2 separate regions of the Homo sapiens genome follow, and region 2 is linked to region 1. Evidence: read pairs that join two places in POLR2A ChIA-PET (ENCODE). Cell type or tissue: K562. All regions are shown on one strand. Each heading gives the region's core, and the rest is flanking DNA. Links, peaks and the distances in the headings are about the cores only.

Region 1 (10,972 bases), core at 2,094-7,093:
TAAATTGTTTATGATACGTGAGGGGATAAAAGAACATAAGAATTTGGCTGGGTACGGTGGCTCACACTTGTAATCCTAACACTTTTGGAGGCCAAGATGGGAGGATAGCTTGAGCCCAGGAGTTTGAGACCAGCCTGGGCAATATGGCAAGACTCCATCTCTACAAAATATAAAAAATTAGCCAGGTGTGGTGGCATGCACCTGTAGTCCCAACTACTGGGAGGCTGAAGTGGGAGGGTCACTACAGCCCAGGCCATTGAAACTGCAGTGAGCTGTGATTGCACCACTGCATTCTGTCCTGGGTAACTGTCTCAAAAAAGAAAAAAAAAATGTAAGAAAGATTACTCCTTATAAGAAAATTAAAAATAAATGACTGACTAAAATGTGCTGCACTTTTATGTCATTTAGTTTCTTGCCACACATTCCCCACAAAATTAAACAGTCATTAAACTAAGTGATTTACAGATTAGTAACAAATGTCAGAAAAGTCCTACAAGACCCTTCTTGAAATTCTTCCAACAGAGAAGTATTTTAATCAGTAATTTAGTTAAGTAAAGATCCAGACAAGTGATTCCGTGCAGTAAAACACTGGAAAACAAAAATAAGGAGAGCTATCCAAACTACGTAGTTCTTTCTACTCACGTTCACACACTGGAACACTGCTATTCCAAAGGGCTTTCATTCCAGCCAAGACACAATGACTAGCAGACCTGCCTTTTAATCAGAACCTAAAGAAAAAAAAAAGTGGTAGCAAATGTGTGAGCAATTCCCATCTCTCCCTTGATTTCTTCACTAATAGATGCTCAGCTTCCTCACTACCATTTCCTCCTTGACTATCATTTGGGTCTTAGGTTCAGGTCTAGCTAAAAGTCTTAGTTCATTAGGGATCTGAATTCTTCAGTAGCTGACAGAAACTCAAAGGCCAATTTATTCTAAAGAACCATGGTACCCTGTGACTGGCAAAGCAATCAGAGCTGAAGTGCCATATAAACTTCATAGCCCAGCATCACCTACAGAAGGCATGAACACAGAACCAGACTTCTCCATGGGCACAAGAGCCATAACCTTCAGGTGTCATCTTTCATTGATGGCTCTCTGACATCCCACTTATTCTCATTAGTGGGTCATGAGGCAGAACAGCTTTTGATTTGGTAAGCAAAGCCAGGAATATCTGTTCTTCTCGCCACTCCAAATGTAACAGGCCAGAAAGAGGCTCACAGAAGCATGCTGAACCATGTGTTCTAAGAAAAAAAGAAGGGTCAGGGGAGGAGTCTTTGCCACCCTGAAATGCTCAACTTACTATTGAGTACTGCTTCCCTTCTGAAATCTAAAATCGTTCTGAAATTGGAAATCATTATTAGGTGGTGGACTTTGTAAATGCCAAAGAATCCTTGGAAATTATTAAAAATAACTCCTTAATTGCTCAATCTAGTTATCCCCCAGACTCATACTGTATCACCAAGAATAATGGATACACATAAGCAACGAATAATACCACTTGACAGTGGTAGAAGCAGGAGGCAGACAAATCACAGGCAGATGGGGCGGATCCCGGTGAAACCCGACCTTCAAGCTGAAGACAGTTTAAAGCCTAGCTACAAGTTCCAGGTAAATCCATGGACTGGCTTGAGAACCTCTCTTCCTGTTGGGTGTGCTTTCCTCTGATTGATCCCCACTCTTCATCTATTTCACATATACCTGCTCTTCCCTAATTGGTTTTTTGCACTGTTGTGCCCACCTTTGAGTGGTGGCTTTGTTTTAGCCTTTTTTGCATACTCACCAACCAATTAACACACACTTCCAATTCTGAGTCCATAAAGGCTCCAGAACCAGCCACACTGAGAGAATGACCCCCTGACTTCATCTGGGGTCCACCCTTGTGTCTCTTCTCTGCTGAGAAGCTGTTTTGTCACTCAATAAAACTCTTCTCCACCCTCCTCACCCTTCTATTGTCAGCATAAGCTTGTTCTTCTTGGATGCGGGACAAGAACTCAGGACCCACCAAACGCAGGTATGAAGAAGGCTGTAATACAGTGGCTCTTTGCCGTCTCCTAGGGGAGGGAAGTTATTCCATGCAACAGGAAGCACCAGCAGGTCCAGTCAGCCCTGGAGATGCAGGCCAAGTCAGCCTTGGAGATGCAGGCCAAGTCAGCCTTGGAGATGCAGGCCTGAGCGGGGCGATGGAACTGACAGAGTTGTTAACACACCGCCATCTGTTGGGCTGCAGGCATTATCAAATGCTAAGAGCTATTACCATGCTGTTACACCCCCTCTGGGCTTCGGGGTCGTGGGGACCCCTGTTTGGGCACCAACACATTCCCTTCAGTGTGACATGCCTGGTCCAGCCACAAGCCTTGCACGGAGCCCGCTCCTGTGCCAGTGCTTGGCGCGGCCAGCTGGAACCCCCACTTGCTCACTCACACACCCCCTCCCAGAGGCTGAGCATGTAGTCGCGGCAGCCATGGGCTCTGCATCAGAGCACAAGCCTGGCACGGCCTGGGTGGGCCAAGTAGATGAGGTGTCTCCTGCATTGATCCTGGGTAGAGCAAGGCCTGGACAGGGATGTTTCTGGCCAGAGGTCACCAGCTGGCAAAGTGGCTGAGAAAAATCTTGCATCAAAACAATTACACTGGCCATTCTTGACATGAAGATATGTAATTGGGTTAAAACATAGTTATTCATACACTATTACAGATTCCATTATTGACTGGTTTTAAGTTTCCTAAAACAACCTTTGCCTTATTATGAGGCAAACAATTTCCATCTCATTCATCTTTTTTTTCTAGCACACATTTTATAAAATTATGTTCTTTTGCCTCCAAATAAATACGTACCCATTCATTTCAAGTTCCAACTGTGTACCCAAGATCAGTGACTGTATTTAGGTTTGTATCTGATATTGAGTTGTATGTGCCATTTTTTCATTGTTTTCTGAAGGCGGTGCCACTTAGTCCCTACCCTTATTTCAAAACTACCCTTCCATAAATTAATCTCTCTGGGTACTTCTTATCTACTAGGTCAGCTCCTTAATTGGATTAACGCTTATTTCAAAACTACCCTTCCATAAATTAATCTCTCTGGGTACTTCTTATCTACTAGGTCAGCTCCTTAATTGGATTAACTCAGTGATTCTCCACACTGAGTCCTTGGTCTCAACACTGGGTCACACTCACCCTTCATCACAAACAAAGGATACCTTAGCCCCAAGCTGGAGATTAAGTGGAAACAGCACACGGCCATGAGGGAGTTGGCCCAGGAAGTCATCACAGGATTTCACGAGAAGAAAAAATAAAACAACAGGAGTAAGACTTCCATGTGAGGGGGAAAGAGAGGCACCTGTACATCTGGGGGCTTCAGGGGTCCAGTCTCCCTGGGGCATGCAGTGCAGAGACGCAGCCCCTCTGAGGTCATAGCTGGGCTCACAGCTGTAGAACACTTCCTGCCCAGGTAAAAAGTTGTCCTGATGGCTTAGGGTATGCTCACCATGCAGGATTTCTGGAGGCGGCTGACACATTGTAGAAAGGACAGTTCCAGAGTACTTGTTAGTTATGGGGGAATTTCTTTTGCTATATCCTATGCCTGCTGAAGGCCTCATAGTTAGTAAAAGGTAGAGAAATAGAACACAATTCTCCCTAGCACATGGCCCAAAATTCACCTGTAAATCTACAGGGCATGAAGTATTTTCTCCTAGCTCTGGATATCCAGTGTGGAGTTATTAGTATTGGTGGATTCTCCATCTACATATTTCCTAGGGAGGTATTTGTACCATCATTATTCAGGTAATGAGACTGTCACCTGAGACCAAGTCTGTTTTACAGATTTCCCCATATTTCTCTGATTGCACACCAATGACTAAAGTACAGTCATACTGTTTGGGGACAGGCATGCCCCTAAATTGGGGCTTACTCTGGAAGGGTTCTTGCCTCACTCAGGACAGAATTCACGGATGAGCCAGTGGTGCTAGACAGCGATCTTTTAGAAAGGCATTGCCCTTTGCAGAGCAGGGCTAACTCACAGGCAATGTGCCCAGAGTCAGCAACATATGAGCTCCTGGCAGGCAACTGTATTTATACTCCTGTAAGCCCGCTTCAATTACATGTAAATTATTTTTGTTTCTTGTTTTTTGTGTTTTTTTTTTTTTGAGGTGATATCTCACTCTGTCATCCAGGCTGGAGCACAGTCGTGTGATCTTAGCTCACTGCAACCTCCGCGTCCCAGGTTCAAGTGATTCTCCTGCCTCAGCCTCATGAGATTTCAGGTGCGAGCCACCTCACTCAGATAATTTTTGTATTTTTAGTAAAGACAGGGTTTCACCATGTTGGCCAGGCTGGTCTTGAACTCCTGACCTCAGGTGATCTGCCCATCTTGGCCTCCCAAAGTGCTGGGATTACAGGCATGGGCCACCATGCCCAGCCAATTACAGGTAAGTTAAGGGGCACATCAATGCAAATTGAGGGGCGTGTTATTTAGAACTTTCCTGGAAAGGGGTGGTAACTTCCAGATCGTTGCCATGGCATTTGTAAACTGTCACAGTGCTGATGGGAATATGAGGGCAGCTAGTGATTGCTTTCATCGCCATCTGCCTGTTGCTGCTGTTTTTTCACTTCATCCTGTCTAGGCCAGATTCTGTTTTGGTCAGCAGGATTGTGACCAGAACACAAGCCCTGCCCATCTCCTGCCTCGGTACATCCGTCTTTATATCCCTTTATCTGTTTGTCTTCCCAGCTCAGTGGTTGCACAAGGCTAACATGGGTTGGTAGAAGAATTGTAAGCTCTTTCTCTGTCCCTATGTATCTGCCATAACACCTCCCACTCCGCTGCTAAGCCAGCTATTGTGGCATCAGTAGACAAGATGAGCCATCAAAAACACAAGCCCTTAAATAAGACAGTGTTGTTTTAAATAATAAATGAGATAATGTATACAAAGTGCTTAGGGCACAGCTGACCATAAAGTCCATATAATTTTTCAATATAATTGAGAGAGATTGCAGCTGGTACTTTGCCCTGACAATTGATTAATAGGTGAGTCCAAAATACCAGTTTTCTTGGCTAATTAAGGTCTTGCTTTTCAAAATGAAGACACATATGCATGAGTGCTTGCACACCCCAGATTCTTAATTTCATGCTTCTTCCCCCAAAACTTACTTTCCCACCCTCCTCAACATACATCCCTCCCCCTAAACAAATACTCATCTCCTGATCCAACAGCAATGCATGTCACTTGCAGGGCCCTTCTAGGCCTCAGGCAAACACACCCCTGGAGCAGCTTGGTAGCTCCGGCTCCCATTTGTTCAGGGCCTGGCATTGCACACGGTGCGGGGGGTCCTTTCATGACAAAGCCAGGCTGACACCTAAACTCCACAACTTCATTTAAGGAAAATAAGCTTCTGTTGTCAGACACCAATATTCCATTTTCCACATTTGGAGGTGTGCATTTGTTAGGTATAATGCACTGAGGGACTGGGCCGCTCCAGACGACCACTTGATCATCTTTGCTGGTGCAGTATATGGAGGGCTCACCCACGAGCTCAAACACCTTTCTCCCTCTGCTTCCAAGATTGCAGTGGTAGGTCACCACTGATCCATAGTGAAAATACTCTCTGTCGGTGCTAATGAAATATCCATTGGTGATGTTGGGGGGTAGCCCACAAGGAATTCCTGGGAAAAGAGACCGCAAGTTCACCAAAACAAAACCTTGGGACAGAGTCTTGCTCTGTCGCCCAGGCTGGAGTGCAGTGGCACGATCATGGCTCACTGCAATCTCAACTTCCCAGGTCAAGCAATCCTCCCCCCTCAACCTCCCGAGTAGCTGGGATTACAGGCACGCACCACCGTATCTGGTTTATTTTTGTATTTCTGGTGGAGTTGGGGTTTGGTCATGTTGGCCATGCTGGTCTTGAACTCCTGGCCTCAAGCAATCCACCTGCCTCTGCCTTCCAAATGCTGAGATTACAGGCGTGAGCCATCGTGCCCGGCATGGTTTCTTAAAATTATACTTTATTGTAAATTATGCTAATAGCTTTTCTGAAATCCCAAATTACCGGAAGTAAATATTCACAATATCATTCTCATCTAATATTTACTAATGTACAGATATATTCTTACAATTTTATAATATTGTGAGTTGTGCTCTTCGTAGTTAACATTACTTTGCTAAATGTGTCCATATATTATTATAGAGCATTTTTTTCCTTTTTTTTTTTTTTTGAGACAGAGTCTCTGTTGCCCAGGCTGGAGTGCAGTATCATGATCTTGGCTCACTGCAACCTTCCTTTCCTGGCCTCAAATGATTCTCCTGCTGCAGCCTCCCAAGTAGCTGGGATTACAGACATGCACGACCATGCTCAGCTAACTTCTGTATTTCTAGTAGAGATGGGGTAGCACCATGTTGGCCAGGCTGGTCTTGAACTCCTGACCTCAAGTGATCCACCTACCTTGGGCCTCCCAATGTACTGGAATTACAGGTGTGAGCCACTGTGCCTGGCCTATAGTACACATTTATATTTCTCCTGCTAAATGAGAATTTAACTATGTTATCTCACCATTATTAATTTAGTTCTCTCTATATAGAAGGCATGTGTCTTTATTCTATTGGATATTAATATAATAAAGCATACAGCATAGCATTTTTTTTGAGACAAGGTCTTGCTCTGCTGCCCAGGCTGGAGTGCAGTGGCACGATCATGGCTCATTGCAGCCTTGACCTCTCTGGCTCAAGCAATCCTCCCACCTCTCAGTCTCCCGAATAGTTGGGACTACAGGCGTGTGCCAGTATGCCCATTTAATTTTTGTATTTTTTGTAGAGACAGGGTTTCACCATGTTGTACAGGCTGGTCTCGACCTCCTGGGCTCAAGCGATCTGCTCACCTAGGACTCCCAAAGTGCTGGGATTACAGGTGTGAGCCACCACACCTGGCCCAGTATAACATCTTTATTAAATAATAAGAACAAAAGCTCTGGCAGAACTAATAAAGACAAAGCAAACACAAATATACAATATTACATATAATAAACATGATACTTACAGATTCAGAAGTAATACAAATAACTGGATACTGATCTACAGCCATACCACCCTGAATGCACCCAATTTCATCTGATCTTGGAAGAACTGAATACTGTGTCCTACTCTACTGTAGGGCAGTGCCCAGCCAGTATATTGCCCTTCTACAAAGTTTGTTCCCACTTATTCTCCCACCAGATGGGTTTGAAATTGCTGATTTCCTCACACCATCACTAAACCCAGGATTATACACATTTTATATTCCTTATTAGCTTGCAATTGCTCATTCCTCTTTGCTCCCCAAAATGTAGAAAGCTCATCTTCCAAACAACTCACAGGGAAGATGGCATGATCCTGTTTAGACAAAGAATAAGAAGGAAGAAAGAGCTGCATGGCTTGAATATCTGATGTGATACTAACAGCTTGCAGAGAGGATATGCGGTTTCTTTCACTGACTTTGTATTTGTTGACTTCACCAAAGAAAATGCTCTTCAAACTGGGAGGTGTTCACCCAACAGAGGATGAAATTGGGGGCTATTTAAATTAGCTCAAGACTAGTTTAAAATAAATTACACCTTAAGATAAGAAAAAAAGCATTTCTAGGTGAAGGTGGAAGTTTGGAATGCTGTGAGCCATTTTAAGGATATGACTGGATTCTTCAAATATCAGAAGGATACCATTTCCAAGAGGGATGAGATTCATTCTTTGTAATTCTAGGAGGACAACTCTAGGGTTAAATGGTGGGGTGAATGGGGAAAGAGATTTCAACTCACGTTGACAAATTGGTGGCTTCATGCTCCAATGGGCAGTATTGCCCGAGAGGATACATTCAGCAGATGAGTGACCAATGAGTCGGTGCCTAAAGGCAAAAAATGGAAAATAATTGTGCTGTACATACCTCATCAACTTCCTGACAGCATGCATATGTGGCAAACCAGAGGGATTACAATATAGGAGAAGTCTAAGGCCTAGCCTAAACTTTACCTATTGTTCCCAGCTTTTCTACTTCTTTTTCTGCTCTCACTATTGAAAAGAGATATTTCTGCTCTAACTTCTCCTGGTCCACTTTACTTCTTAATATCTTGACTTCATTGTGGACTGTACCTGGCACCAAAATAAAACAATCATTTTGTAGACCTGCTTGACAATTTCTTTCTTAAGTTCTGTCTTTTCCCATATTATTTCTGCCATTTTTTGTTTGCGTATTCCCTTAATATGTGTGTGTGTGTGTGTGTGTGTGTGTGTGTGTGTAATACTATGCCATTTAACTTGAGGCATGTTTTTTATAAATACAAGATTTGTTGCTTTTGATCCTGTCTAGTAGACTTGGTTTTTTGACAAGAAGTTTAAACCAAATGGATTGAAATAAATTATATATTTGATTTGCTTTGTTTGTTTGTTTGTTTTTTTAGACGGAGTCTGGCTCTGTCGCTCAGGCTGGAGTGCAATGGTGCAATATCTGCTCACTGCAACCTCTGCCTCCCGAGTTCAAGCAATTCTCCTGACTCATCCTCCTGAGTGGCTGGGATTACAGGCATGCACCAACATGCCCAGCTAATTTTTGTATTTTTAGTAGAGATGGTGTTTCACCACTTTGGCCAGACTGGTCTTGAACTCCTGATCTGAGGTGACCCTCCCACCTCGGCCTCCCAAAGTGCTGGGACTACAGGCGTGAGCCACTGTGCTCGGCCTTGTCATAATTCTTTCACTACCTTTTTCATGATTTCACGATGTCCCATGATGAGGATGAGGAGAAAGCAATGAATAAAATGACCTGACCCAAACATGATGGGGCTTATTTCCGATGACAGAGACAAATGCATTCCTTGCTATTCTTTTTCCTTCCCTCCCCTTACTATATGGAACAGATAGATTCAGCTGTTTTAGTTATTCTAATAATTTGGAAATTAAACTTAATATTTTTTCCAATTAGGAATTTAATTTTATATGTGTGCATGTATATTGTAGATATATACACTTGATACATATATTTAAACCTATTTTCTCAATTTCAGAGTCAAATTCTGTACAGTCAGTCTACTCATCTTTTCTGTAAGTCTAGCCTACCTTTTCCTGCTTTCTCACATTTTCTACTTCTATTGATATATTCTATGACTTCACAGAGATTATTACTAAATTATGATTACATTGCCAGTTTTTGTGTTTATGGTTTTTTGTTGTTGTTGTTTGTTTTTACCACTTTTCTATCTCATTGAGATTTCTTTAGGAATTCATCATTCTCCTTTTTAAAAATTTGCTTATTAATTGCCTGGGAAACATACTTAAATGGTACAATTTTTGTGTCTTTGCTTATTCTTTAATGTGTATCTGGAGCCTCTAGATGTGAATATTAGCTTGGCTCAACAGAAGTGCTATCTTCTACAATTTAGTGTTGTGTAGAATCAATGTGGTGTCAATAAATTTATTTCTTTTGCGGGTATTACATTTTCACATTTTATTTCTGGAATCTGAGTTTTTTTCTCTATCCCTGAAACACAGAAATTTCCCTAGTGATGGCTAGGTATGGGCTTATTTGCTTACCCTTCTGGAATTTTTTTAATACATAATTTGAATCCTGACACTGTCTTACATACGTCTTCTCTTTTTCTTTTTTTTTAGACAAGGTGTCATTCTGTCATCCAGGCTGGAGTGCAGGGGTGCCATCACGGCTCACTGAAGCCTCAGCCTCTCGGGCTGAGGTGATCCTTTCACCTCAGTCTCCTGTGTAGCTGTGACTACAGGCACACGCCACCACGCCCAGCTAATTTTTATACTTTTTTGTAGAGATGGGGTTTTGCCTTATTGCCCAGGCTGGTCTCGAGGTCCTGGGGTCAAGTGATTCTCTTGCTTCGGCCTCTCAGTGTTGGGATTACAGGTGTGAGCCACTGTGCCCACCTATCTTCTCCTTTTCATCTTTTCCCACTGCATTGAGGGAAAATTTGGTTAACTCTTCTTACTCTTTGCTTTAATTTTCTGCAATATTCAGTGTTTTATATATATATATATATATATATATATATATACATACACACACACATATATATGACACATATATGAAATGAAATATATAAACACACTGACTACATATATTCATTCGTGTGCAAACTTCATGGCTAGTTTCACAGAATTATTTGTACAACTGAGTCTTGTTAAAAATAGGAAAAGGAGAGTGTTCTGAAAGTTTTCCTGGTTTCCTGGCAGTAAATCTCTTTTGTAAAATTTCTCCTGATTTTTTAAAATTGGTCTCTTTTACATGTATTTCCTGTTTTTTGTCATAAGCTCAATGGTTTTCTGCCTCATGCCGCAGGGAGGTTCGCACTTATTCCACAATGCAAGATGAGGAAGGAACAGTTAGGAAATTTATCAATTGTATTTTTAAAAATGCTCAAAAAAGAAAAGAGGACTTTGGATTTATTCCAATTTTATTTTGTCAGATTCTAGGTGCTATGGTCTCTGAAGCCTAGGCTGGCAAATATGCTGGACACCACAAGCTTCCTTTCTGTGTTTGTTGCGGTGGCACAAACATAGCCCCTACTCACTACCTGGCTTAGCTGTTCCCGTGAAGAGTGAGATTGAGGCAGAGCCTCCACTGTGTGCTGAGCAAGGGTGAGCACCAACAGCTGGACCATGCGCTGTGAGCACCTGACACTTGACATTTTCAAAGGGACTCTGTTATAGGTTGAATTGTGTCTCCCCCAAATATGTTGGGAAGTCTTAACCCCCAGTCCCTGTGGATGTGACCTTATTTGGAAATACAATCTTTGCAGATGCAATCCAGTTAAGCTGAGGTCATTAAGGTAGGCCCTAATCCAATATGCCCGGTGTCCTTATAAAAAGAGAAAACTTTGGACACAGACATGAACAGAGAGGAGAACAGCATATGAGGACACAGACCCAGAGGGAAGATGGCCATCTGAGGACAGCAACAGAAGAAATTGGAGTTCTGCTGCCACACTCCAAGGAAGGCCT
Region 2 (10,972 bases), core at 3,729-8,728, 85 kb after region 1:
TTAGAAAAATATATTCTCTAGGAAACCATGCCATTTTCATCTTATGATTTTTATATCCCCTTGGTATATTAGCATTAGCCATGTATCCCCCAGTGTATACATATGCCCATTTGAGAAGGATCAGGCCAGATAAACATTAAAGCTTCAAAAAGTAAAATATCAATTCTGAATTTTAAAAAAGCAATGCATATTTCATTTGTTTTCATAAACAGTAATGACAAATAAGCTAGAAGCAAAGCAACTAGGAAGACAGATAATAAACAGGGCATTGCAAATTCATTTCTATTATAGGAGAAAATAGGACATAATCTGTAATTTTTTGTTTAGAAAAGTTTGAATTGCTTCTACTTATGTTTTGGTTAACTATAAAATACCTTTTCCACTTCCTTTACTTTTCCTGGGGCCCCTTCCACTGTCCTCTGTTGAATTTAGGATTTCTGATGTATGTAGGTGTAACATGCCAAATTTAGATTAATGCACAGGTATATGAGAAAGAGGTAGGACATAAAGAAAGGAAATTCAGTAATGATTGTGGTGCTTTTGCTTCTGCTTTCTACAGGACTGGCCTAATTCTGTTCTAGGGCATATGGTGATCTTATTCCTGAAAATGTTCCAAACACCTATGGGTAGGACATTTTAGGATTCTTGGGCATAGCCAAAGTAAGCCAGAGCCAAATAAATTGCTCTGAATTTTAAAGAAAAATGGAGTTTTGAATTTGCAAGAAGCCCGAGAGTCTGAATGCCTGTATTTACTGCATACCCTGAGAATGCAGTAAAGATTTGAACAAAAGAGAGGAGTATCCAATGAGAGAGAGAGGCCTGGGAAGAGGATGGAAAGCCCAGGTTAAAAGGGGAACTAGCCAGTGAGAAATTTCTCATAGTATGATATAGTTCAGGGGTTAGCAAAGTCTTCCACTAAAGGGCCAGATAGTAAATACTTTTGGCTTTTGGGGTCTCTGTTGCAACTACTCAGCTCTGCTGTTGTAGTATAAAAGGGAGCCAGAGACAGTAGACAAACGATTGGGTGTGGCTGTGCCCCAGTAAAACTTTATTCACAAAAACAAGTGGCCAGCTGGATTTGGCTCACAGGTGGTAGTTTTCAGGTCCCTGGTGTACTAGTTACTTTTCAGTTCAGTGATTTCTAATATTGATACATACCACTTTTGATAATGGTATAATTTCCCTTTTCACCCCAAATCTTTAGCAATGTGTACTGCACAACAGCTTGCAGTAAGCCTGCTTTGAATAGGTAGAATGAAAGGTTAGGTATTTAATAAGCCCAAGGGAATGAGGACCAAAAGAAGGAGCAGTCAAAGAGGCCAAATGAAGTAGAGAATTCAGTGGAAGTCAGAAATCAAGGGGGTTGGTGGCTGGGGAGGTAAAGTGAAAGTCTCTAGAGGACATTAAAGTGACTCTGTGCATTTAAGGGAAGCTGGAAGACTTGGAGGTACAAGCAGGCAGCAAATTCTTGGGTTCCACAAGAAAAAAGCATACTACTTCTCAAAGTTTCATAGCATAAATACAGGAAATTATAGGAATGCTTTGAAAAAGTAGTGACTGTGACTGTACTAACTTATAGAGTCATCACCCCAAAACATTGGAAATGACAATAATAATCCAATAAAAAAAAAAGAAGTTTCCAACTCCTGAAGTACTTTCTAAATTCTTTGGTATCAATGACCTACCTAGTGCAATATCATATTCAAGTCCTGTTTCCATTTTTGATATTTGAGTTGTTGAAAACATTTTGAATTCAGTATGTATATAGGTACCTGCTATTTTCTTCATTTGTTTGCAGAGTTCGGGGATGAACGCTGCTGCCTCCTTGAGAATGTAAATGGATAGCCACTTCTTTAGGGTTTTCATGTGCATTATTGCTAATTGGCAGAGAAAAAAATAGAAAAACTGTCTTAATCATTTAAGTATCTGTTTTGAAAGAAATTAGTAATTTGCATTTTGAAATTTAAGGTATTATTTGCCTTAAGTTCCTGATATCTTTGCAAGACGTCTGAAAGGAAAATCATAACCAAATCTCATCTTTTAATACTAAGCAAAAACTTAGATTAGAAAATAATACTAAAATCATCCTATATTTTCTGTCAGAGTACTCTAAATTGTTTATAGGCAGATGTCCATGCCTTAACACATTTCACTATTTCTGACATAATTTTGATTAGTAAATAGGATTTACATCGAGATTTTGACACTTAAGCTGCACAACATGAATGACTTTGCACTGCAGTGTTACACGAGGCTTCCTTTTTCTCCTATAGTGAAGATATGTGTTCTGTTTTCTGTACAAGCAATATCCACGGTTAGGGGAGCAGCAGTAGCTGTCATGAAGGTATTTAAGAACTAACAGTAAAAAGAAATATTTACTCACTTTTTAATATCAGTAATAACAATCATGTGTAAATAATAGCTAACATTTTCTGACATGCATCATAAATGAGGCACTATGTTAAGTAAGGTAGGAACTATTATTATCTCCATTTCACAGGCAAGGAAAATGAAATTTACTGAGGATAAGTATCTTGCTCAGGGTCTCATAGAGAGTGAGTGACTGTGAACACAGGCCTTAGCGGTTGCAAAGCCCTCACCCTCACTTGGTATGGTACACTGCCTCTTTGGGGGTTAATAAACACTTCATCTTTTATCAATGAAATGATAAAACAGTACCAGTACCTGGAGATTTTATGTATGAGTTGGTATTAGGGATTTTAGAATGGAAGCTTGAAGAGTTAACTCACTTCAACATGTACCACTGTTTCCTCATCACTCAGTTATTCTTTACCATCTTATGGAAATTAGAATGACAGCATCATTTGAGAAAAAGAGGCAGACTGCTTCAGGGGGCAGAGTTTTCACAGGACAGGGAAGGCACACTTGAGATCCATGGATGAGGAAGAGTGGAGTGGTATATAGCCAGGTGGTATGACCTTCCAAGGAGTGGTGGTTAAGTGGTAAGATGAGTAGTGTTCTGAAGGTGGTCTTGGGTGATGAGTGGTACATGGGGTTTTGGAGAATATGATCTCGGTGAGTATATGTTGAATGAAGAGCTATTTGGTTAGTTACTGGTGGTTAATGTGAACATAGGAAAATTCAGGGAGACTTCACAGAGGATGGCCTTAAGTATTTTATCATTCTAAACATCACAACAATGGAAACTTTGAAATTTTGACTGTGTACAAGGCTGTTTTGTGTAGAAATGGGAGTGGGTACGAGGCAGTAACAAGAGGCAATAATGGGCTCTGAATGAAGAAGTCTAACCAGTATTATTCCTCACTGATGAGTGCATGACCTATCTTATGACCTATCTTATTTAACATTATCACAAATTATTGTTGTAAATACACAGTGAAATATCAAAACGTGCAGGCGCATATTTTTAACTAGTGAAATAACAAGGCAGTGAGATTAAATCACAGGAAGAACTTGCCAAGTCTGTGTGAAACGCCAGGAAATCTCAATATGGAAAGATGCCCTTAAAGAAATACCTTAATTTTTTATAGCCTAATGACTCAGAATAAAGAGTAAAAAAAGTAGAGATTGCATACGGTTCTCTAGAAAGATACTGGTTCAATATACCAAAGTAGCTAAAACAAACTCAGTAAAATATAGGGAGAAAAAGAATATTGAAAGAAAAAAGGAAAATACTTTAGGTTTGTACTATGTACAGTTCTGGATACTGAATTTCAGTAATATAGAGTCAGATTCAGAAATGGCAACTAACATTGTCAAAATACTAGCACAAAGAGTTCAAGATTTCCAGTTAAATAATCTGGACTAAAGGCCTAATTCCTAACAACTTCCTACTGGCTTTAAACAAGCCACTGAATTTCTTTGAACCTAGAGTGTTTTATGCTTTGGGATAACAATATGATTGGGCCTACCTACCTCACAGAGTTGCTTTGAGGACCAAAGAAGATAATAAATGGTAAATAAACCTATAAATAAACATGTTAACTCTTTTTGTAGATACATTAACCATTTCTACTCTTATTATTAATTTTGACTGCTGTACAAGTAGAGATTAAAAAATCATTAAATAAAAATTGCTTTGGGTGGATATAGGTGGTCCCTGCTCACAGGGGATCATAGTCCAGGGAGCAGGGATGGTGAGGAGAATAGTAGAGACCAAGAAGGCAGGAGATAGTAGTAATAGTGAGTGGAAAGGCCAAGGTGGAGGGTGCAGAGGAAATGGGCAGAGTAATTAGGTATTCTTAATCAGGGAAAGCTGAGGATTGAGAAGGCACATGAAATCAAGTGTGATATCGTTTAAGCATATGTGCTTACCAAATGCAGTGTTGGTACAATGGACTGAATGTTTGTATCTTTCCAAATTTATATGTTGAAAATTTATAGGATCTAATTACTATAGGATCTCAAAGGTGAGACCTTTGAGAAGTAATTAGATCATGAGAGCAGAGCCCTTGTGAATGGGACTAGTGCCCTTAGAAAAGAGACCAGGAGAGCTCCTTTACTCCTTTTCTCTGATTTGAGAACACGGAGAAAAGATTGAAGTCTATTAACTAGAAAGCGATCCCCACCAGACACTGAATTTGCAGTTGCCTTGACCTTGGACTCTCTACCCACTAGAACTATGAGAAAAAAATGCTTGGTTTTTAGAAATGACATAATGTTTTTTAGGGACATGGTCTTACCATATTGCCCAGGCTGGCCTTAAACTCATTGGCTCAAGCAGTACTCCTGCCTCAGCCTCCCAGATAGCTGGGACTATAGGCAGGTACCACTGCACCCAGCTTAAATGCTTATTGAATCCACCCAGTCTATGGAGTTTCTGTTATAACTGCCCAAGTATATATACCAACAGACTGAGACAGTTGGTATATTAGAACAAGGAGCAGCCTTGAAACCTGGAGTAAGTTTAGGACAAGTTAAAGACGCACTGTTCAACTTGGTAGAGAATTACGGCAGAAATTTCCCCTTGTGGTAACACTGTTAGTGGTGTGTAGCTCACTCATTCATTTGATAAATATTTATTGAGACTCTCTTTGTCCCAGGGACAGTTTAGATTTGTTGTGTATCCATTGGTGAAGATAGGACAAAAATCCCCGACTTCATGGAGGGAGAGAGAGAATAAACATGGAATGTAATTATTTAATTAATTATAATAAAAGAGAATAAGGCTATGAAAAAAATAAAGCAGGATAAGAGAGACTAGGAATGTGGGGGTGGGGTCATGTCATCTTTACTAGGATAGTTAAAGTAGACCTCCTTGAGGAGCATTTTAAAGAAGGTGAGATCATTTCTGTGTGTGTATTCCTTCTATTTCTCTATCACTTTAGTTTCTTTTCTTGTTTTATTTTATTTAATTTATTTATTTATGTTTTTCAGATGGAGTTTTGCCTTTGTTGCCCAGGCTGGAGTGCAGTGGCACAATCTCAACTCACTGCAACCTCCACCTCCTGGGTTCAAGCAATTCTCCTGCCTCAGCCTCCTGAGTAGCTGGGACTACAGGCATGTGCCACTACACCAGGCTAATTTTTGTATTTTTAGTAGAGACAGGGTTTTGCCATCTTGGCCAGGCTGATCTCCAACTCCTGACCTCAGGTGACCCACCCGCCTCAGCCTCCCAAAGTGCAGGGATTACAGGCCTGAGCCATCGCACCCAGCCTCATTTTAGTTTCTTAGTAAGTCTTCAGACTGCTTATGCAGCTTCTGAATTGTCTCCAGTGTTTGAGGTAGAAGTCAGCCTGCACCTCTCTAGGCCTGGTGTGACTGTGGCTCTCCCATAGAGCAGGCCATCTTGTTCTACACTATTCTATATCTGTCAGTCTTTTTTAGCTCCAGGATAAATGGCTCTTCTGACTTGGTGACCACTACGATACTCTCCACTCATATTCTGTGTTTCCCACATGGCTTCCTTCTTCTTTGCCATGAGGCCCTTTATGCCCTTGTCTTTCTGTGAGGAAAGCTTGAGCTCCAGATAAGGAATAATCAGCCCTCCTCACATAGCCACAATGACTTAGCTTATTGGCCACACCCACTCAAGGAGGTATGACTGCATGATTAATCAGCCCAACTCCTTCCGAAAGAAGGGACCTCTGCCTTCTGATTATTTAAGTTTATTACTTCTTTTTCCCAGTTTTAGCTATGTGTTATTTCTAACATGAAAATCAGTGGTGTTTTGTTAGATAAATGCACTCACTATGCTGAAACCACCTTTGCAAAGATTCTGAGAGTGAAAGAAATCTAACATGGCTGACTTCATCTTGCTTCTAGCCTCACAGGTGGGCCGGCTTTGCTCATTCCTGGGTGTAGGCCAAGCTAACCATGAAAGGAATTTAGTTTATAATGTAACTTTGGAGCAAGGATAATAACAGTCTCTTCCTAAAACTAGCTCTCTCCTTGCTCAGGACCTGAAACCTAATGAAAGGCCAAGAGATTAGGATTAGGAGAGGGACCTGAACTCTGCTAAAATATAGGCATAGGTTTTATAATCCATTACTGCTCAGAGATTTGTGACTTCCCTAATTGCTCCTATAGATAACATCACTATGTAGAATATAAGATTGGTCTTCTGAGATGTTTTTCAGGTTTTTGCATTTGGCAACTGACTGACTCTACCTGGACTTGTGACTCATGACTCAACTGGTCCTGTGGCCCCCAACCAGAGGTGGACACAGCACATGAGGAACATTTCCCACACCCCCATCCCCAACCAATCAGTAGTACCCATTCCCTAGCTCCCTTCCTACCAAATGATCTATAAAAACCCTAGCCCCTGTGTTCTTGGGGAGACTGAGTTGAGTGATAACTCCAGTTCTTCCACGTGACTGGCCTTGTATTAATTCATCTCTTTCTTTACTGCAATATGCCATTATCTCAGGGAACTGGTTTTGTCTGTATGACAGGCAGGAAGAACACATCAGGCAGTTACAATCCCAAGAAGTGAAACAGGTCAAAAGTAAAAGTTTAGAAAATGTTTAAAAACTTTCCTGGATTACACATATAGAATAGGTTTTAGTGTGGGTTACATAGATGTTTGGGAGGTTTACATCCCTGACCTTTAAGTCTAACGAGGATCATGATCTTTCTTTCTGCCACATTTCTGGTAGCCACTGGTCAGAGAGAGAATGGTTGTGCCATGGACATTACACTTTAAAGAATATGAAAAAAATAGGAGGCAGGTTTTACGAGATGGAAAACATGAAGAAATGGTATATGGTCTCAGGTTGCTTAGACTTTACAAGACAATCATTTCCAAAGAAATAATTTTATGAAATGGTTATTGAGTCATGTTTATGCCTGAAGGTGATTAATATGAGGAAATGATCTTAAATTATGTAGGTGAAACAAATCAATAGTTAGGCTTGGGAGTGTGACCCTCTAGTTGATTAACAAGGAATGGACCATAAGTAATGAAGAATGACATAGTTAGAAGGGTGGAGATAATCAAATATCTTCAAGATATTAAAGTATCTTGAATACTTCCAAGAAGAAGGGATAATCATTTCCCCTGTGTGGTTTTAACTAGAGACTGATATAGATACAGAAAATTAGAAGCCCCAACTCCTTTAATTCAGACGTAGTAGTAATTTTTTAAAAAATTAACTCACTAATTATATGGTACTTAATGAGAAACTTTAAGAGGAAAAATGTATTGACACAAGTACTTTGTTAAGGTAAAGTGCCCAGCTACTTACCTTTTCTTTTTGTAATGGAAAAGAGCAAAGAATATATGTCAAGCCGTAAAATATAGAGAACATTAGTTAGGAAGGATGGATATTTAAATTTAAATATCTACCAATTCAGTATTTTTCCATGAAATTGAGTTCCTGTCTAGGTTCTTTACAGCAAGATCTACTATGACAAACTACTTTTTAAAAAGTATATTGGCATCTTTGTGAAATATCAAAACTTCAGTTTCTGTAAAGCTTGTTGTAGGAAACTGTACTTGTTTAGAATATTTGCTATAGAAAACCGTTCACTTAAAAGTTACAAATTCAGTTTTTCTATGGGTATAGAACTTGCTCATCAACCATATAACATTGATATTATTGATTCTGGCCTCATTGAGGTTGTTATAATTCAATCAACCAGTACAAAAGCTGTGTAGGTTCTCTTCCCTGTCAAAGACGTTTCTTTATTCAGATCTTAGTCTTTGCAAGTTTTTTTTCTTTCAAATTTAAAAAATTAATGATGGCTGGGCCCAGTGGCTCACACCTGTAATCCCAGCACTTTGGGAGGCTGAGGCGGGTGGATCACTTGAGGTCAGGAATTCAAGACCAGCCTGGCCAAGATGGCAAAACCCTTTCTGTACTAAAAATACAAAAAATAGCCTGGTGTAGTGGCGTATGGCTGTAGTCCCAGCTACTCAGGAGGCTGAGGCATGAGAATCGCTTGAATCTGGGAGGCAGAGGTTGCAGTGAGCCAAGATCGTGCCACTGCACTCCAGCCTGGGTGACAGAGCAAGACTCGGTCTTAAAAAAAAAAAAAAAAAAAAAAAAAAAAAAAAGTTAATGGTGTTTACAAAATATTTGTTTATATATTAAAATACCCAATGGAAAGTTTCAATTCTTCCCCACTGGCAGCCTATGTGTGCCATATGATATGTGTGCCATAAGTGACCCAATCTAACTTCTAGTGCTATGATAGGATCTGGGCTTAGAGGTCAGTGTCTGCAATGTCTTAGCAAAACTAGGATATCAAACAGCCTCATGAACAACTATTTAAAAACCCCTTCTGCCTACTTTCTCTTTCTGTAAAACTCAATTCCTTCTTAAAATGCTGTGTGTGTGTGTGTGTGTGTGTGTGTGTGTGTGTGTGTGTGTGTGTGTGTTTTGAGATGTAGTCTCACTCTGTCACCCAGGCTGGTGTGCAATGGCACAGTCTTGGCTCACTACAACCTCTGCCTCCTGGGTTCAAGCAATTCTCATGCTTCAACCTCCCGAGTAGCTGGTATTACAGTTGTGTGTCCCACCTCGCCCAGCTAATTTTGTGTATGTTTAGTAGAGACAGGGTTTTACCATGTTGCCCAAGTTGGTCTCGAACCCCTGGCCTCTAGTGATCTGCCCACCTTGGCCTCCCAAAGTGCTGAAATTACAGGCATGAGTCACCATACCTGGCCAAATGGTCTTTTTTTTTGTTATTATTATTATTTTTTAATTGTTCTTAGTATCCTATATACTTCCTTTAGTGTGAATACCTCTTTGTCTATACTGTGTGTCAAGGACTTTCTTTATAAGAATTACCACATCTGTTTATGTAGCAATGGGTTTGTTTGTCTTTTACTTTCTTTTGACTTCCAAGAGGGGGTAAGTACAGTTTACATTTCTTGGGATAATATGGCTATACTTACCCTTTTCTGTGCTTTAGAATTATCCAAGAGAGGAAAATGATGAGTAAAATAAAGAAGATCGTACCAGATAAAGTGCCTAGGCAGTAAAACAAGGTAATTAAATGCATGGAAAATATAACTTACAGGTTTTAAATTCTATCTTAGTATCCAGTCCCACTACAGATTGCCAATGCTTTTTTTTTTTTAAAGATGTAACTATACATTCTGCTTTACTCTGGGTTTCTATAGCATTAGTCTCACTCCCACAGGGTTATTAAAGTTAAGGTGTGAGCTGAGCCGTTTTGTAACGTTTAGTCCAATGTCAGCTTTTCCAAAAGTAAGTGAGAACCGTGATGGGGCAGCTGGCCACCAGCTCTCCATGGCCCTGCCCATGTCTCTTGCCTAAGACTTAACACACAGGCATTTCATTGTGAAAATACTGGAATTCTCTCTCTTGTTGAATTACATATTTAGGTCATTTTGTCCATTTATTGATTGTTAAAGTGCACAGTCTCCACAGATAAGTAGACCCAGGCTACCCCATTCTGTGGTCTTGGACAAGTTACGTTAACTCTCTGTGTCTCAGTGTCCAGATGCGTAAAAAGGGATGTAAGAGTAATATGCCACAGTATTCCCTTGGAAGCAAACTTTATTACAAAACTATTCTTATTTAGGCAAATCACAGATATGGGCTCAGAAGACTGGTCTTATGGCTTTCTATTTGTGCAAATGAGCAGGATCACCATCTGGAAGCATACTCCAGGTTACAACTGAAAGAAGAAGTTGCATTCTCCCACCACATTCAAATAAAGAATTTTTGACACTGATGAATGATTATTCATTTGTAATGGTTCAAAGATAGTAAAGAGCCTTTGATGAAGGTTATTTAGTATGCATATGACGATGCCAGTTTCACCATATTGTGGCCTAACTTATCATTATTTTCTTTCTAGTTGAACTTACAACTGAAGATATTTTGATCTCTTTACACCTCAAGACATTTTGATCTCTCTTTTTACATTTCATTCATTATAGGTAGGTACTTACTGTTATAGATGCCAGAATTCCTCAGCAAAACTTTCATAAAACTTACCAACTATGAGAGCATCATGTGTACCTAAAAGGAAGACAAAAGTCACAAAACATCACTCTGGCATGCAACATGATTGAACAGGACCTCTCAGCCAGTGACAAGTCATCCTGATTTTTCTTCAGGACTCAGTCTAATATTTTTTCTAATGCAAAAAGCCATTGGTTTCATTCACATACTCTCATTTTACCTTCTGCACTCAGAGAAGACTTTTAAAAATTATTATTAATACAATTACAGAAGAAAATTTATAATACAGAACTAAAGAAAAAAGTCACCCCAATCCTCATACCCAAAAAATGTTTTGATACATTCTGTTCTGGTACATTTCCTTATATGTGTGTTTTCACATAATTATATACTAGAAATATAAGTTACAACAAAGGCAAACTAACATAATCTAGTAGATGCATCATAGTGTATTCAATGACTTCTATTGTGCATTTAGCTTGTTTCTAGGTTTCTGTCTCATGAAACCCTTAATAAAATGCATAGAATATTTTAATATTTTACATTATTTCCTTAGATTAAATTTCTAGGAGGGCTAACTGGCAGGAATAGTTGTATTATTTTCCACA

The links. ChIA-PET counts read pairs that join two places held together with the same protein. Peaks named below come from ENCODE experiments on the same cell type or tissue, not always from the same donor. Only the 100,000 strongest peaks of a DNase experiment are listed, where the experiment ranks them.
Region 2: POLR2A ChIA-PET joins it to region 1 with 5 read pairs; 2 of 35 experiments call an interaction of 5 or more read pairs at or near these places.

Annotation. Positions count from the first base shown.
Region 1 is chr1:207,705,068-207,716,039 of GRCh38, reverse strand. It overlaps CR1L (complement C3b/C4b receptor 1 like), which reads right to left. Exons shown (of 12, transcript NM_175710.2): 10 at 7,777-7,862. It also overlaps the pseudogene RNA5SP534 and the pseudogene LOC100422434. Among named protein-coding and RNA genes, the nearest start is that of CD46, 42 kb to the left of the region's middle. In K562, for the core only: CTCF peaks have their summits at 2,221 (motif pointing left) and 4,560; a DNase peak (open chromatin) is centred at 4,559.
Region 2 is chr1:207,621,422-207,632,393 of GRCh38, reverse strand. It overlaps CR1 (complement C3b/C4b receptor 1 (Knops blood group)), which reads right to left. Exons shown (of 47, transcript NM_000651.6): 44 at 10,398-10,421; 45 at 9,326-9,401; 46 at 1,773-1,877. Among named protein-coding and RNA genes, the nearest start is that of CR1L, 18 kb to the left of the region's middle. In K562, for the core only: no CTCF peak of the experiment used is centred there; a DNase peak (open chromatin) is centred at 5,943.